Regions from separate parts of the Homo sapiens genome. Here region 2 is linked to region 1. Evidence: chromatin loops called from intact Hi-C (ENCODE). Cell type or tissue: breast epithelium. All regions are shown on one strand. Each heading gives the region's core, and the rest is flanking DNA. Links, peaks and the distances in the headings are about the cores only.

The links. Hi-C counts contacts between places; a loop is a spot of excess contacts. Peaks named below come from ENCODE experiments on the same cell type or tissue, not always from the same donor. Only the 100,000 strongest peaks of a DNase experiment are listed, where the experiment ranks them.
Region 2: a loop joins it to region 1, with 23 times the contacts of the local background. A loop is called at or near these places in 64 of 110 quality-filtered maps.

The regions. Positions count from the first base shown.
Region 1 is chr3:187,115,431-187,124,203 of GRCh38, forward strand. RPL39L (ribosomal protein L39 like) reads right to left here. Exons shown (of 3, transcript NM_052969.3): 3 at 5,518-5,898. The coding sequence starts at 5,870. The coding sequence ends at 5,715. It also overlaps the pseudogene RPL39P19. Among named protein-coding and RNA genes, the nearest start is that of RPL39L, 20 kb to the right of the region's middle. In breast epithelium, for the core only: no CTCF peak of the experiment used is centred there; no DNase peak of the experiment used is centred there.
Region 2 is chr3:187,168,826-187,177,598 of GRCh38, forward strand. No RefSeq gene overlaps it. Among named protein-coding and RNA genes, the nearest start is that of RTP1, 24 kb to the right of the region's middle. RefSeq lists enhancers at 2,018-2,519, 6,238-7,069, 7,070-7,900, 8,112-8,773. In breast epithelium, for the core only: no CTCF peak of the experiment used is centred there; no DNase peak of the experiment used is centred there; H3K27ac peaks cover 1,309 bases.

The DNA.
Region 1 (8,773 bases), core at 2,608-7,607:
CAAACTTAAGAATATTTCTTTTATGCTGTCTTCTAGAAGCTTTATACCATTAGATTTTACATTTAGGTCTATGATCCCATTAGAGTTTATTTTTGTATATGGTACAAGATATGGATCAAGGTGGGTTTTTTTTTTAACATGTAGATGTGCATAATTTGTTGTAAAGACTATCCTTTGTCCACTGAATTGCCTTTGCACCTTTGTCAAAAGTTCATTGATCCTCTATGCATCGATCTATTTTTTAAATTTCCTGTCTTGTTTCTTCATTCTACTTGTCTATCTTACTTCACCAAGCCTACATTAGCTCAATTACTATAGCTTTACCATAAGTGTTAAAATCAGTTAGGGCCCAGTGTGGTGGCTCATGTCTGTAATTCTAGCATTTTGGGAGGCCAAGGCAGAAGGATCACTTGAGCCCAGGAGTTTGAGATCCACCTGGGCAACATAGGGAGACCTCATCTCTACAAAAAATTTTAAAAATTAAAAAAACTAAAATCAGTTAGTATGAACCCTCCAAATTTGTTGCTTTTTTCAAAATTATTTCGGGTATTCTACATTCTTTGCATTTCCACATAAATTTTAGAATCAACTTATTTCTACAGGAAAGCCTATTATGTTTCTGATTGGAATTGTGTTAAATCTATAGGTCAATTTGAAGAAAAATGACATTTTACCACTACTGAGTTCTCCAATCTATGAATACAGTATATCTCTCCATTTATTTAAGGCTTTGCTTTCTTTCAGCAGTGTTTTGCAGTTTTCAGCATACAATCCTTTGCATATTTTTGTTAGATTTATTCTTAAGTATTTTGTTTTTTGATGTATTGTAAATGGTACTATGGTAGTATTTTAAAATTTTTAATTTCCAATCATTTATTTTTATAATACTGAAATTCAATTGTGTTTTGAATATTAGCCATATATATTGTGACTTGCTAACCTCACCTGTTGGTTCTAGGATCTATTTTATAGAATATTTGGGGTTTTTATATCTAGACAATAATTTCATTAATGCATAGAAACAAATACTGGAAGAAAAGGTGAGGCAAATTCATTTAAAAAATGGGTATAGAGAAAGGATTTCTAATTATGACTCAGAATCTCGATATAGTAAAAACAATTTGATAAATTTTGTTGCATAAAAAACCTTTTGTGTGGGAAAATACCATAAACAAAGTAAAAATACAACGGAGAAATTTGAAGAAAAAATTTGCAACATACATCAGAAAGGGCTAATATCCCTAATATATAAAGAACTCTTAAAAATGGAGAGGAAAAAGTCCAAAAATATGACATGAAAATGGGCTTAAAACATGAACAGACCACACACACACAAACACGATATAAAAATGGCCCTTACACATATGAAAAGGTGTTCAACCTCACTCAAACAAATGAATGCAAATTAAGACTATACTGAGATACCGTTTCTCACCTACCAGATGGGGAAAATTAGATAGTGTGATGCCATTCTGATGAAAGGCTGTGAGAAGAGAAGACAGCTGTGAGGGGTTTTCAGCACTCGGCTCTCCAGTTCATCCTTCTACATGAGTTTCAGTGATGATCAAGGAAGATACGTGAGGAGAAGAGAGTGCCTGTGCTGTTTGGTGCAGACTTAGAAAGGATGTTGGGAACAAAGCACTGGGGTGTTCTGGAGATGTTATCTGAGTTCCAAAGAGTGGATTTAATACATTTTTTAAAAATTTTCTAATTCCACAGGTTATTGGGGAACAGGTGGTGTTTGGTTACATAAGTTAAGTTCTTTAGTGGTAATTTGTGAGATTTTCGGTTCACCCATCACCCAAGCAGTATACACTGCACCCAGTTTGTAGTCTTTTATTCCTCACTCCCTTCCCACCCTTTCCCCCTGAGTCCCAAAGTCCATTGTGTCATTCTTATGCCTTTGCATCCTCATACTTAGCTCCCACTTATGAGTGAGAACATACAATATTTGATTTTCCATTCCTGAGTTACTTCACTTAGAATAATAGTCTCCAATCTCATCCAGGTTTCTGCGAATGCCATTAATTAATTCCTTTTTATGGCTGAGTAGTATTCCATCATCCATCTATCATCTATCTATCTATCTATCTATCTATCTATCTATCTATCTATCTATCTATAAAAAACAGTTTCTTCATCCACTCATTGATTGATGGGCATTTGGGTTGGTTCCACATTTTTGCAATTACGAAATGTGCTGCTATAAACATGTGTGTGCAGGTATCTTTTTCGTATAATGACTTTTTTTCCTCTGGGTAGATACCCCGTAGTGGGATTGCTGGATCAAATGTAGACCTATACTGAACATACCCATTTACATCATCCTACAATTTCAAGTATATTTTCTCATATGATATGTGGCAAACAAAAGACATCTGTATCTTTTGATATGTGCTCTCTGTTAAGGTTGGTGCTGGTGCTTGAGAGTGACCTAAATTTTATGGGTCCCATCAAATGGAGGAAAAATTCTCTATAATTGACCTCAGATTTCATTAGGTGACAGATGGCCTATGCTCAGAACATAATCTATTAGAATCAGAAAACTACCTATTGTCTTGGATATTTATGGCAAATTATTAAAATGTTTTCAATCATCAATGCTAGCGTGTAGTCACAGCCCTTGGTGCAGCCTAAAGACAGATGAGCCCAAACCCCCACTCAGAAACAGACCATACCAAGGTAGAGAGGTTCAGCCAACCCACCCAGCTCAACTCAGCTCAGAGTCAGACCTCTGACACTCTAAAGTAGCATTTTATGAAAACCTTGTTTTATTGCCTCAGTTTATGAAGCTGTTTTCAATCTCATTCAAGCCTTGTAACTCAGTGAGGAAGTCGGCTGTCTGATATATCCAGGTGAAATACAATAATTAAGGCCCAGAGAGGTTCTCTACCAGTTGTCCAACATCATAAAACTGATGGGAAGAGCCATAACTTCAAGCTACCCGAATCCTAGTCCTTTGCTTTTTGTTTCTATTGTGGAAGAATTCTTCCCAGAAACAGGATCACTCCCACAAGCAGGGATTCCATTATTTCAAAATTGAGTCAGGAATCTTAAGATTATGGGAGTAAAGCCTTGTTCAATTAACTAGACTCAAGATACAGAAACCAAGATGGGTGTGGTGGCTCATGGCTGGAATTCCAGCACTTTGAGAGGCCAAGGTGGAAGGACTGCTTGAGGCTAGGAGTTGGAGACCAGCCTGGGCAACACAGTGAGGCCCTGTCTCTATAAAAAGTAAAAAATTAGCTGGGCATGGTGGTGCACACCTGTTATCCTAGCTACTCAGGAGGATGAGGTGGGAGAATCATTTGAGCCCAGAAGTTCAAGGCTGCAGTGAGCTAGGATCACATCACTGCACTCCAACCTGGGCGACAGAGCAAGACTGTCTCAAAAAAAAAAAAAAAAAGAAAAGAATAGAAACCAATACTCGATTTTATATATGGGCTCCTCCTTCCTCTTCCATCATAGCTTTCCCAGTATGATTCCCTTAATTTTCTTAACCCTAGTACAACCATCTCGTGATGCACAGACCAGATTTTTCCTCCACTGTTCCACCACTGGGACACGTTGTCTTAGGTCTATACAACATTGATCTAATCCCTGAAGATGAAGGGCCCACTTAAAAAAATTATCTATGTACTAAAAATGTATCTATGTCCGAGGCCTTCTTTGTACAGTCATCACTTGTTATTTGCCAGGGATTGGTTCTAGGACTTCTACAGATACTAAAACCACAGATGCTCAAGTCCTTTATATGAAATGGCCATACTTATTTGCATATAACCTATTCACTTCTTCTGTATATTTAAAATCATTTCTAGATTACTTATAAGACCTAATAAAATATAAATGGTATATAAATCATTGTTATACTGTATTTTTATGTGTATTATTTTTTATTACTGTATTATAATTTTTGGACATTTTTAATCTGTGGTGGGTTGAATTTGCAGATGCGGGACCATGAATATGGAGAATTGAGTGTACTCCATTTTTTTATAAGCATAAAATTACACTCATTCCTAGACCTTCACCTCCTATACACTTCTGTGCTCAGGGCAGCTACGTATTTATGAGGCAAAGCCTCCCATTCAATTTTGAGAATAGGGAATTCACTCCTGATATCAGAGGGAGAGATGAAGCTGACCTACATGACACCTTAGCACAAAGAAAAATGTATCCTTCCCTCTGGGCGGATGTAGCTTTGCACAATGGTGCGGCTTGGCAAGTGGAATTCTAGCAGAGTTGTAGTCCTGATTAACTCCCTTGGCCAGCCATCTTTGTCTAACAGCCAAACTGCATGATCATACAAGGTAGCCGTGGGACTGGGATCCATGAAGATTATTTCCTTAAGATTTTTTTTAGTAACTGACAAGGCAAGTAGACACAGTCACTTCACAGTTTGTAATTACTTATTTGCAAGATTTAATATCTGCTCCCAGTTTAATGAGTTCCATGAAAGTAGGGACTCTGTCTTTACTCACTCCATATGCCAGTGCCCACTATAGTGCCTGGCACATCATAAGCACTCATTACTTGTTCAATTCTCTTAATAGCTGTGGCTGCAATACTTTGGGAAGAGCAAAAAGATTATCTCATAACTCTTAGTTCATAACTCTCAGACATGACCGCTGTCCAGAAGTTTATGGCAAACACAAGAACCCACATGTAGAGAAGAGTGAAGAAGACAGGCAGAGACTGCTAGCTAGAAATGTTACAAATTCTAGACCATGGCCTACTACTGCTTCTGCATAATGTCCTATTTAAATAGAGTAGCAATATAAATGACAAAATCTGTGACTGGCCCTTTACTGGTCACTGATATTTGCACTTTATCAATGGCCTCCTGTTCCATCCAATACCATTCTTGTCTCTTTTTCAAATCCATTTTCCATAATACAGCCAGTGTGAAAACTGACCTGATTGAAGTATGGTTTCAGTTCAAAACCTTTCAATGGTTGCTGATTGCTTAGGAGAAAAAGGCACAAAGTTCTAATGATTTATAAAGCCCTCTGTGGTTTGGCCTTTACTTAGCTCTGCAAACTCACCTAGAGTCATTCCCTCTGCTTTCTACGCTCTAGCCAGCTCCTTTCTATGCTCCTTTCACTTCCCTAAGGACATAATGTGCTCATTGCTGCTCAAGGCCTTCAAACATGCTGTTTCCTCTGCCTAAAATACTTGTTCTCCCTATGACAATCTTCACTTACTTGACTCGTGCCTCCTATAGGTCTTAACTTATATTGAGTTCTGAACACATACTGAAGGCATAAAGTGGGTCTCCCCACTTGCCCAGGAACTCTACCTTCTCTGTATCTTATTTTCCTCTGTAGTCCTGATCTCATTTTGTCCCATTTATACATCTGCATGATCTGAGCAGCATCTATCCCTCTCACCACAGGCTGAAGGTCTATTTGGCTCAGCATTTATCCTCAGCATTACCCAGGGGTTTGGCATACAGCACAGATCCTGATGTTTACCGAATAAATGAAGGGACAGTTTTTAAAGATGACAGAGACATTTTTGAAACAAAAGCTTTCACATATTTATTACTGAATCCACCCTACTAGCACAGAGCATACAGAAAAACAGAAAAAAATATTCCCAGTAAAACATGTGCAACTGTCCAGGTAGTGGTGACATTTTCAGCTTGATATCGTAAGATGATCGTGAACTTGATACAGCATAAATATGTGTGCCATCTCATGTGCAATTCCTTATAGACCCAGCTTGGTTCTTCTCCAATGCCTCCTTTTGGAGTTGTACCTGATTTTACTACCAGGTTTCATCTGAATCCACTGGGGGATGGGACGATTTTGCTTTTGTTTCTTGGCCAGGAATCGCTTAATGGTGAAAGTCTTGTGAGAAGACATGGCGAGAAACAGAGTCAACCACACACCACTATGGCGGAGAAAGGGAGAGAGAGACAGAGACAATATTACCATAGGATAGGATAAGGTAACATGAAGAAATAACAAGACAAGAAAGAGGATCTTTAGTGCCACAGCGAGGGCTCATTGCCACTCAGGATCCCACAGGCAGCTCAGGAGCAGCTCAGGAGCCAGCAGCGGTCTGAGGAGTCTGATGGCTGTTCTGGTGGATCAGCAGCAAAGGCAGGAGTCCCTTTGTTCCTACTGTTCCTGACTTGATGCTACTCATTTCTCAGCAACATACTTCTGCTTCTCTTGTTAAATGTCCATCAAGAGGAATTATTTTCAACTTTAAAAAAGTTACGAACAGGTAATACCAGTTCATTACAGAAAAATTAAAGCAATAGAACACTAAAAAAAACTATTATCCCATCTAGCTAGAAAAAGCCCCAATATTAACAACTTGATATTATAAGAGCCTTCCAGTTAAGACAGATGTACATGCAGAATATTGTCTTTCTATAAATTGAGATATTGTAGATATTATTTTGTAACTACAACTTATCTAACTAATATGTGACCCTTTTTTGGCAACTCTTTCTCAATAACCCTTTACATTTGGAGGTCTTAAATCTTTTCCAGTGTCCTGCTATGGCAAATAGTACAGAACAGGAAAACATGGTTGAAAATAGAAACCTATAAAACAAGTAATTCATCCCCACAACACTTAAAATATGAATGTATACATTTAAAACATGCGATTTGCTGTAAAACTATCTCACGGTACTTTCATGTTACTACTATTTTAAAAGCCACTGGCTGTGCATACTAATATTTTTATCTAATTATCAAAATTGACCACATTGCCATCTACTGAATTGCATGCTACCACTCCATTTAAAGATCTTGGGTCCTCCATAATTAACGAACATCAACCTGGGGCCAGAGACACAGTAGTTATTTTTAATGATTCAGATGCAAAATAATGTCTACATCTCAGATTGTGAGAGTAATTACATGATGGCAGTAAAGTCTTACTGCAAACAGTGTTGGAGATATACAAACAGTATGGATCTGTCATGACAAAGGCATTTTTTTTTAACTCTAAGATAATGGGGATAGTGGTAGTGTGCAAAAAGTATGACTGTTTCTGACTGTCTGAGTTCACACACAGTGTCTAACCCAGTCTCTTCAGATGTGACCCAAGCTATTATCTTGGTTTCTGTCTTATGGCTCACTGTTGTGAGATGTTTATTCTATGTCTGGCATCTCCCCTAACATGCAGGCAGGAAGAAGAGAAAGAAAGAAAGAAAGGCAAAAGAGTACATGCTGTGAGGCTACCGGCTTTTAAGGAGCTTTACTAGGTATCTCTCTCAATACCTTTGATTACACCTTATTGGCAAGAACTGTGTTCCACTGCCATCCTTAGCAGTAATGAAGGATGGGCACTATAGTTTTTTAGCTGAGCACATGATGCCCCTAACCCCACACAAATCAGGTTCTGCTAAAGAAAAAGGAAGAAGAATGAATAGCAGAGTAGATAACTAGCAGTCTTTGCTATAACAATTTTGGAAAAGATAATTTAGGATACTTCTGTGAATTTCAGCTCTCAAAATAACCAAAAGAAAATAGAGGAAAATTTAAAAAAGAGAAAAAGGAAGTTCTCAATAGAAATACCTATTAGTCTAGGTATTGAAAAATGGGGTGGAAAAAAAGTCCAAATTGATGGGCAACCCATAAATATCATGGTAAGGAAATACCAGAAGAAATAAGAGTGCTAATTATACTGTCTGCCTTTCAACCCTAATATCCAAACTTCAGACACTTCTGAGACAACTGCCCTAGTGGGGAGGCCAGTGTCCCCAGATTTGTACATCTTCCCACTGGGAACTTTCAGGAGCAGGAGACTTTATGTGCAAGTAACAGATGAGTAGGCAACTAAGTTGGGGTATAGTGTGGGGTGTGGTTGAGATACAAATGTTTCATGAAATATAAAACATTGAAAACTAAGCCGCAAGTATCCTTGTAGGAGTCTACAGGTTACGAGAATAACAAATAGGCCTGAAAATGCCAAATGGGTGATAAAGATAGGGAAAGTACACTACTATTTCTGCCCAATCCTTTTATTTTCTTCCCATACATTAGCAGCAAAGAACTTTTAGCTACCAATCACAGTTCATCTTAAATTGACCACATGCTGACTTTAGCTAGCTATCTAGCAGACCCTGTTCTACCCTTTGTATATTAATTCCCTCTATACAATCTATCAGTGACTATTTGGCTCCAACCACTTCAGAAAAAAAGTCTTCAAGAATACAGGGAAAGAACTAGACTGGGTTGCCAACAAACCCAGAGTCTTAACACCCTCTCCCTTGGGAACCCTGGTTGTACTGGTTAGGGTTCTTGAAGCCAATCTTGTTTGAAAGTCTTCTGTAAGAAAAATCTACTGTAGTAAGATAAAGAACTACAGTAGGACAAATAGTTTACTGTACTATTCCAAGTATTCATTTCCAATGAAGAGGATGATAGTGTGCTCACCTCTGGAGACACTTTGGGCTAGAAGCTCTGACCAGGTATTTCCTGAAAGCTCAATGCCAGTGACATACAGCTCTTAGCTAGAACTAACTCTCATGGAAACTTTTAAAAAGAAACTCAAAGAGATATCTGCTATCTGCATTGGAGACAGTGAAAGAACTGAAAGAACTGGCTATAATGCCAACTGAAATAAGCTTATAGCCAGTAAGTCAGTAGTCCTCATTCTAGTACAATAGTAATGGTTATGAGGGCAGTTTTACCTTAAAAGGAATGATTACACTTAGGAATTGCCCCACACATCTCAGGTGATTCAGAGGACCTCAAGGAGTTCAATTTTCTCAAGAAAATATTGAATTACATACCTCTGGCTA
Region 2 (8,773 bases), core at 2,128-7,127, 53 kb after region 1:
CAACACGGTGAAACCCCATCTCTACTAAAAATACAAAAATTAGCTGGGTGTGGTGGTGCATGCCTGTAGTTCTACTCAGGAGGCTGAGGCAGGAGAATCGCTTGAACCTGGGAGGTGGAGGTTTCAGTGAGCCGAGATCGCGCCACTGCACTCCAGCCTGGGTGACAGAGCAAGACTCCATCTCAAAAAATGAAACAAACAAACAAACAAACAAAACTTACACACAGTAAGAAATTAACAATAATAAAATAGAACAATGATTAGATATACTGTAATAAAAATTATGTAAATGTGGTCTCTCTTTCTCAAAATATCTTATTGCTCTGTGTTCACCTATTTTCAAACCATGGTTGACCATGAGTAACTGAAACCATGGATAGCAAAACCTTGGATAAGGGGGGAGCTCATGTACTAAGCACCCCAGAAGGATGTGCAGACCACCTCTGCCTTTGGTTTATGTGGAATGTCACCCCCAGCAAAACCCATCTTGTGCTAACAACACACAGTTATGGTGTTTCTGTAAGAAACCTTAACTTGTCCTGAGAATTTGAAGAGGAATCCTTCCGCTTCCAGAGATCTTTGTTATTCGCTCTCATGACCTATCTATCTTGGCATGATGTGATGGTTGTATGAATGCCAGCAAATCACTATAGACTCTAAGTTCACTGACAGCAGAGTCTGCCTTCTTTGTAAATAAATACTTTACTCTTACCACACATACTGAAATATAGTAGAGTTCAACAAATGTTTCTTAAATGATGAGGGGTCTTTTGGTCTTATATAGTTCAGGTGGTTGGGGTATGGAGTAAAGGATTTAAATATTTGGCCAATCAAATTAAAAAGGGAAGCTGTCCTGGATTTGTTTTAAGTGATGATCCAGGGCAGAGGATTTGCTCAGGACTTAGCAGTAGAATGATGCTCTACCTGAAAAGCTTGTTTGTTTTTGCTGAGTAGGTACTGAGCACTTTCTCACTATTTTTCTCTCCCTTCTCACATTGGTAGCTGCAAACATAGAGCTTGTTTTGTGGTACTCCTATAACACATGTATACATCTATGCCCCAAATCCAGTCCTGGATCCATCTTATTTACAGTTTTATTCCCTTTTACCTTCTGCTTTTGTTTTTACTATTAAAATTTTTTTTAAATTTCAAATTTCCAAATGCAACTCCTTGAAATTCTTCATAATCATTCTTCATAATTCCTCATAATTCTTCAAAAAGAATTCCTTAAAATCATCTAATTTAGTACATAATTAAGTTGTCTGTGTTATCTCAAACATGCCTTTTTATAGTTGATTTGATTCAGTCAGAAAGTTCACATATCACATCGGGTTGTGCGTCTCAATTCTTTTTAACTTTATAGCAGTCCTCCTTCCCCCTCTTCTTCTTTACCATTTATTTATTTGGAAAAAAAATCATGTATCTTGTAGAATTGCTCACATTTTGGACTTTGGTGATACATTCTTGTGGTTTTTGTCTGAGACGTTTCCTCATACTTCGTATTTCCTCTAGACTATCTACAGGCCTGATCAGGTATGTTTTTTTTTTTTTTTTTTTTGGAAGTCTCACTCTGTCACCCAGGCTGGAGTGCAGTGGCACGATCTAGGCTCACTGCAACCTCTGCCTCCCGGGTTCAAGCGATTCTCCTGCCTCAGGCTCCTGAGTAGCTGGGATTACAGGCACGCGCCACCATGCCCAGCTAAATTTTGTATTTTTAGTAGAGACAGGGTTTCATCATGTTGGTCAGGCTGTTCTCGAACTTCTGACCTCGTGATACACCCACTTTGGCTTCTCAAAGTGCTGGGATTATAGGCGTGAGCCACCGCACCCAGCCAGATTTGGATTTTTTAATGTGACTATTTCAGTGCTAGTGTTGGACTGTTCCTGCAGCGTTATATTAGGAGACACGTGATGTCTGATTGCCTTTCTTTTCTTAATTGATCAGTAAGATCAGATGGTGTCAGCCTGACCCATCCACTATAAAGTTCCCCACAACATCTTAATTAATGAGTTTAGCAGATTTAGATTTTTTTCTTTATCATTATTTCATTAGGACTGCAAAATAGTGATATTCTGATCCTATTGTTCCCTTTTATTTTTTATTTATTTACTTTTTGAGATAGAGTCTTGCTCTGTCACCCAGGCTGGAGTTCAGTGGCGCAATCTCAGCTCACTGCAACCCCCACCACCTGGGTTCAAGTAATTCTCATGCCTCAGCTTCGCGAGTAGCTGGGATTACCAGTGTGCTCCACCAGGCCCAGCTGATTTTTTTGTATTTTTAGTAGAGATGGGGTTTCACCACATTGGACAGGCTGGTCTCAAACTCCTGACCTCAAGTGATCTCCCTACTTGGCCTCCCAAAGTGCTGAGATTACAGGTGTGAACCACTGCGCCTCGGCCCCTTTTCTTTTATTAATTGTAATTCTTCTCTAAAGAATAGCTTCCCCTCAACTATTATTTGGTTATCACAAAATGCAGATTACATAAGGAAGCCAAGATAAATATGTAATATTTTTCCCTTGCCTATTTTTGAAATAAATAGTTGGTTTTTTTTATTTAAAATATCATTATTAATTTATGGATTTTTAGCATATTTGATGTACTTCAATGAATTGTGGCCATTATTCTTTTTGATGATCCAATTATTTTGTTTTTGGCCAGTGAAAGCTTCTTCAGGTTAGTTTCATTTGCCTTTTGTCTTTTGACATGACAATAGGAATTTTTGAAATCTGGTACAAGAAAATATTCCAGGCTCATTTTATACATTTATTGACTTATATCTGAAGGAATTATTTTTCCAGAAAGTTCTGATCACTTTTGGTGATCCAGGTGCTGAGAGGTACTTGTTGCTAATGGATTGATGATTTATTTCTTTCAGGTCTGTGTAATAGACAAAGTTAGGAAGTTCATAATTTTTATGGGCAATACAATTTCATTATGATATAATACTTATATTTCCAATTCAAATTCAGATAATAGGAATTTTTATTTACCATCTTAGATTTTATGTATTTCCAATCTCTTTTTGATTACCATAAAAATCTTGGTTCCCAGTAACATTAATAGAAGCACTAATACAATGTGTTACTTACCCTATTAAAATAAAAATAATAACACTGTAATTACTCCCCATCCCCACACTTCAGCCTCCATGAGATATATGGAAACAGTCAAATTATTATGTTTTAAAGTCATTTGAAATAATTCACCATTGAGTAAGCCACAGATTTCATAATGTTAGGTTAATTTTTTCCCCAAGTTTTCAGAATTTTTAAAAATTCAATTTTTTTGTTTTATAATTATGTAAAAAATAACATGGACCCAAAACAACACAACACAACAAAGCACATTTAGAAATATCTGTGTTCTACCTGTGTCTCCTCTACCCTGTTCCCTCCTCCCCAGTGAACAATAATATTCCTTAGTTTTTAACTTATCTTTCCATTTATTTTTAATATAGTCAAATATGTATCTTTCATCCTTCGAGGAAAGGTAGCAATCTTTATATACAGTTCTGCCCCTTGGTTTTTTCTTTTCCTTTTTTTGTTTTTTAGTTGAGAGGCTATCCTGGATATCACTCCATAATGGTTTATAGAGATTATCCTCATTCTTTTGTTTAGCTCCATAGTTCTTTACTGGGTGGTGTTTCATATTTTATTCCTCTTGTATCTTACCATAGGTAAGGTATGCCGTACAGTTTAGGTTGTTTCCAATTCCGACTGCTACAAACAACATAGTACTGAATAGCGATTTGTGTATATCATTTTCTGTTTTTGTCAACATATGTTAGGCATAAATTTCTAGACATAGGATTGCTGGGTCAAAGGGAAATGCATGTATTATTTTGTTAGATATTTTTGACTGTTTTAAAAATAGAACATATTATTATGTTGTATGCATCTTTGAAAGCTACTTTAAACTTTTTTATAAAAAGAACATTGGGGCATAAATTACTTTTAATATTTATTATAATAATAATATGAAGCACTAAGTAACATACATTTATAATTATATAAATATCTATCTTTTATAGGCATAAGACTCTGTTATAAAAATTAATATTCATCAGGGATTATCCACAAATTTCCCTTTTCCCCCCACTCCACCAAAGTGAATGCAATTGCTGGATGGACCTTTCCCCACTCTTCCACATGCTTTTCTCATCCCTCACTCCCTACATTTGTCATTGCTAGACCAGTCTCTACAGACTTTTGTAAGAATGGATCAAGAAGGATTTTATGGCAGGGAGAATGACCCAGGGAGAAAGTTGGAGGGATAGGAGGTGAGAAAAGTGGAGGCGAGGGAGGCTGAAGGTGAACAACATGGTGGAGAGGGGGAGGCAGCAAACGAAAGGTGCTGGGGGACACAGAAGGGAAGAAGTAGAGGGGAAGAGACATAGGAATATGAGAAGTGTTGCTACAACTTGTGAGTCTGATCCACTCTCATCTTCTTTTGGAAAAGCAAGTTAATAAAATTCTTCTATAATTGCTTTTCTGGCTCTTATACTGTGTATCTTGAACATGACACCACATAGAGACTGATCTATATGGACTGTGACTTCCATAGGGCATCAAGTCTTCATAATGAAAACACCTGAGAGTTTACAGATAATACAATACTGAGATTTAAGTTGGCTGTTGGTGTGAAATAAGTTATGTATGAATTAATATAAATGCTGTAGCCTGTGTACTAACTGAAGCCCACCCATATCCCTATAATGTAGGTATGCCTCTTTCTAATTATAAGCAGACCTACAAGGCAAGACTGAGTCACACCAGATGTCCACTTACATCTTAATGCTTGAGTCCAAGTCTTCTGGCATAAAATTATATAGATCACAGGCAAAATATCTAAAAAAGAAGAAAAAAACCCATAGCAACAGAAAGTAAAATCTGATTGTTAGCAAAGCCAATGCATTAGCTAAACAGAATAGTCCGGGGCATCAAAATGTTAGCAAGCATGGCTGCCCTCTAAGGAGAAACTGAGGTCAGGTTGCCCCAGATCAAAGCCCGAGGAGAAGACAGATCCTGCCGTGCACAGAATTCATTCACTGGAAAGAAGCCTTCTGGGCCAAGTCCCTGATGGCGTTGAGAGCTGACTGGAAATGCATTCCCTGAGAGAAGGGTTTTGTAATCCTTGATTTAGTTTATTTCAGTCTGTGGAAAACCTTGTTGCTGAATTCAGGATTCTTTCTTCCAGAGAAGATTTGGGCTTGTGTTTGCAACAGCCTTGGACAGCTACAGACCTGCAATTCCTTTAATCCCTTTCCTTGTGTCAGGCATAATCCGGGAACCTGAGTTGATTCTGCTCTCCCTCTGCTCAAAGTCCAGCTCTGGATTGTTGTGTTGATATTAGCATTTGCCCTGAGGGCAGCTCCCTCTTTTCCTGCTCACTGCTGTGGTTTCACCTCAAGGTTTTAAGAGTAAATGTAAAATTTCCATATATTTATCTCCTTTATCCTCATAAGAACCCTGGGAGATAGCAATAATTACCTGCCTCCCTCCAGCAGCCAAAAGAGGGAATAAGGCGTTAGAGGATACCAACTCCTTGAAAGTTACAGGCCCAGTTAAGTGGTGGAGTCAGCTTTGTCTGCCTCACTCCAAAGTGAAAGTTTTTGTTTTTTTTTTTTGACAGAGTCTTGCTCTGTTGCCTTGGCTGGAGTGCAGTGGCGCGATCTTGGCTCACTGCAACCTCCACCTGCCGGGTTCAAGCCATTCTCCTGCCTCAGTTATGGCCTTCAAAAAGCCACTTTACTGTTTCTCCTCATTTCAGTCCAGACTCCGGGCTGCCAACCGTCTCTTTTTAAAACATGGGAATGTACCATCATTCTAACCATCCTTGATATTCCATCTCTACTTCCCACCGAAATGCGTAAAAGCACATTTTTTTTTTTTTTTAAGAGATGGAGTCTCGCTCTGTCACCCAGGCTGGAGTGCAGTGGCCTGATCTCGACTCACTGCAACCTCCACCTCCCGGGTTCTAGCAATTCTTCTGCCTCAGCCTCCCGAGTAGCTGGGATTACAGGTGCATGCCACCACGCCTGGCTAACTTTTTGTATTTTAGTAGAGACGGGGTTTCAGCATGTTGCCCAGGCTGGTCTCGAACTCCTGAGCTTAGGCAATCCACCTGCCTTGGCCTCCCAAAGTGCTAGGATTACAGGCATGAGCTACCACACCAGGCCGTAAAAACACATTTTGCCACAGCATTGAGAATTAAAGATGGCAACAGACCACTTGCCAATGTCTGGAAAAATTCTCACTAAGTGAGACATGGAGGAGCTTCGAATGACAAACTTTCGGGCGATAACACTCACTTTGACCTGTGAAACAAAATGGCAAGGCTGGTCATGACGATGTCAAATAGCAGATTTGACACTCCCCTCCCCCTATTCCTCTCTCTAGGCCATGCCATCCCCGGTTTCTAACTCGCCACAACCACTGAACAAAGCAGTTGTCTGGGGTGGGAGGAAAACAGCAGTAGGGTCTGTCAGTTTCCTCCCAGCATGAGATGTAAAAACAGCCTAGGCATGGCTGAGTGTGGTGGCTCACGCCTGTAATCCCAGCACTTTGGGAGGCCGAGGTGGGTGGATCACCTGAGGTCAGGAGTTCGAAACCAGCCTGACCAACATGGTGAAACCCTGTCTCTACTAAGAATACAAAAATCAGCTGAACATAGTTTTCACGCGCATCTGTGTGAAGAGACCACCAAACAGGCTTTGTATGAGCAACATGGCTGTTTATTTCACCTGGGTGCAGGCGGGCTGAGTCTGAAAAGAGAGTCAGCGAAGCGAGATAAGGGTGGGGCCGTTTTATAGGATTTGGGTAGGTAAAGGAAAATTACAGTCAAAGGGGGCTTGTTCTCTGGCGGGCAGGAGTGGGGGTCGCAAGGTGCTCAGTGGGGGGTGCTTTTTGAGCCAGGATGAGCCAGGAAAAGGACTTTCACAAGGTAATGTCATCACTTAAGGCAAGGACCGACCATTTACACTTCTTTTGTGGTGGAATGTCATCAGTTAAGGTGGGGCAGGGCATATTCACTTCTTTTGTGATTCTTCAGTTACTTCAGGCCATCTGGGCATATAAGTGCAAGTCACAGGGGATGCGATGGCTTGGCTTGGGCTCAGAGGCCTGACTGACATTCCTGCCTTCTTATATGAATAAGAAAAATAAAACAAAATAGTGTTGAAGTGTTGGGGCGGCGAAAATTTTTGGGGGGTGATATGGAGAGAGAATGGGCGATGTTTGTCAGGGCTGCTTCAAGCGGGATTAGGGGTGGCGTGGGAACCTAGAGTGGGAGAGATTAAGCTGAAGGGAGGTCTTGTGGTAAGGGGTGATATTGTGGGGATGTTAGAAGAAACATTTGTCGTATAGAATGATTGGTGATGGCCTGAATATGGTTTTGGATTAATTGAGAAACTAAATGGAATAACAGAAGGAGAAAAACAGGTATAAAAGGTCTAAGAATTGGGACGACTCAGGATATCTGATTAGAGAGTGCCTAAGGAGATTCAGCATAGTCCTGCCAGCAAAGATTATTTATTTACTTCAAGAGTTAAGAGTGGCAGTTTGGGGATACCACCAGGAGATATCAGCTGTGATGGCTTGGAAAAACAGTGTAAACCGGCAGTGTAAACAAGAGCAGGGCATGTATGAGTAGTTGAGAATGGTGAATAGGAGTATGACTAGACAGAAGATAGTAGGGATGACAAGTTTTTTTGGGGGCACAGTCTAAGTTGGTCTGGTGTCTGGAATGAGACTGGGGCCTAATAAAAAGGAGCGTCTATACAGGAGCTCAAATGGGCTGTACCTTGTAGCATTCTGACGACAGGTCTGACTTCTGAGAAGGGAAAGTGGTAAAAGTATTGTCCAGTCCTTTTCAAGTTGGTGGCTGAGCATGGTGAGGTGTGTTTTTAAAAGACCTTTAGTCCATTCTACTTTTCTTGAAGACGGAGGACCGTAAGGGATATAAAGGTTTCACTGAATACTAAGAGCCTGAAAAACTGCTTGGCTGATTTGACTAATAAAGGCTTGTCTGTTATCAGACTGTATTGAGGTGGGAAGGCTAAACTGAGGAATTATGTCTGACAGAAGGGAAGAAATGACCGTGGTGGCCTTCTCAGACCCTGTAGGAAAGGAATCTACCTATCCAGTGAAACTGTCTGCCTAGACTAAGAGGTATTTTAGTTATCTGACTCAGGGCATGTTGAGTAAAGCTAATTTGCCAGTCCTGGGTGGGGCAAATCCTTGAGCTTGATGTGTAGGGAAGGCAGGGGGCCTGAATAATCCCTGAGGAGTAGTAGAATAGCAGATGGAACACTGAGAAGTTATTTCCTTGAGGATAGATTTCCACGATGGAAAGGAAATGAGAGGTTCTAAGAGGCGGGCTAGTGGCTTGTACTATAGCATAACCTGCCTTTGCCGGTTTGTGGCGATTAGGCCTGGTGGAACTGCCATCAATAAATCAAGCATGATCAGGGTGAGGAACAGGAAAGAAGGAAATTTGGGGAAATGGGGTGAATGTCAGGTGGATCAGAGAGATACAGTCATGGGGGTCAGGTGTGGTATCAGGAATAATGTGGGAGGCCGGATTGAAGTCTGGACCAGGAACAACGGTAATTGTGGGAGACTCAACAAAGAGTGAGTACAGCTGAAGGAGCCGGGGAGCAGAAAGTATATGCGTCAGTATGAGGAAGAAAATAGATTTTGGAAGTTATGAGAACTGTAGAGAGTGAGTTGAGCATAGTTTGTGATTTTTAGGGCCTCTAAAAGTATTAAAG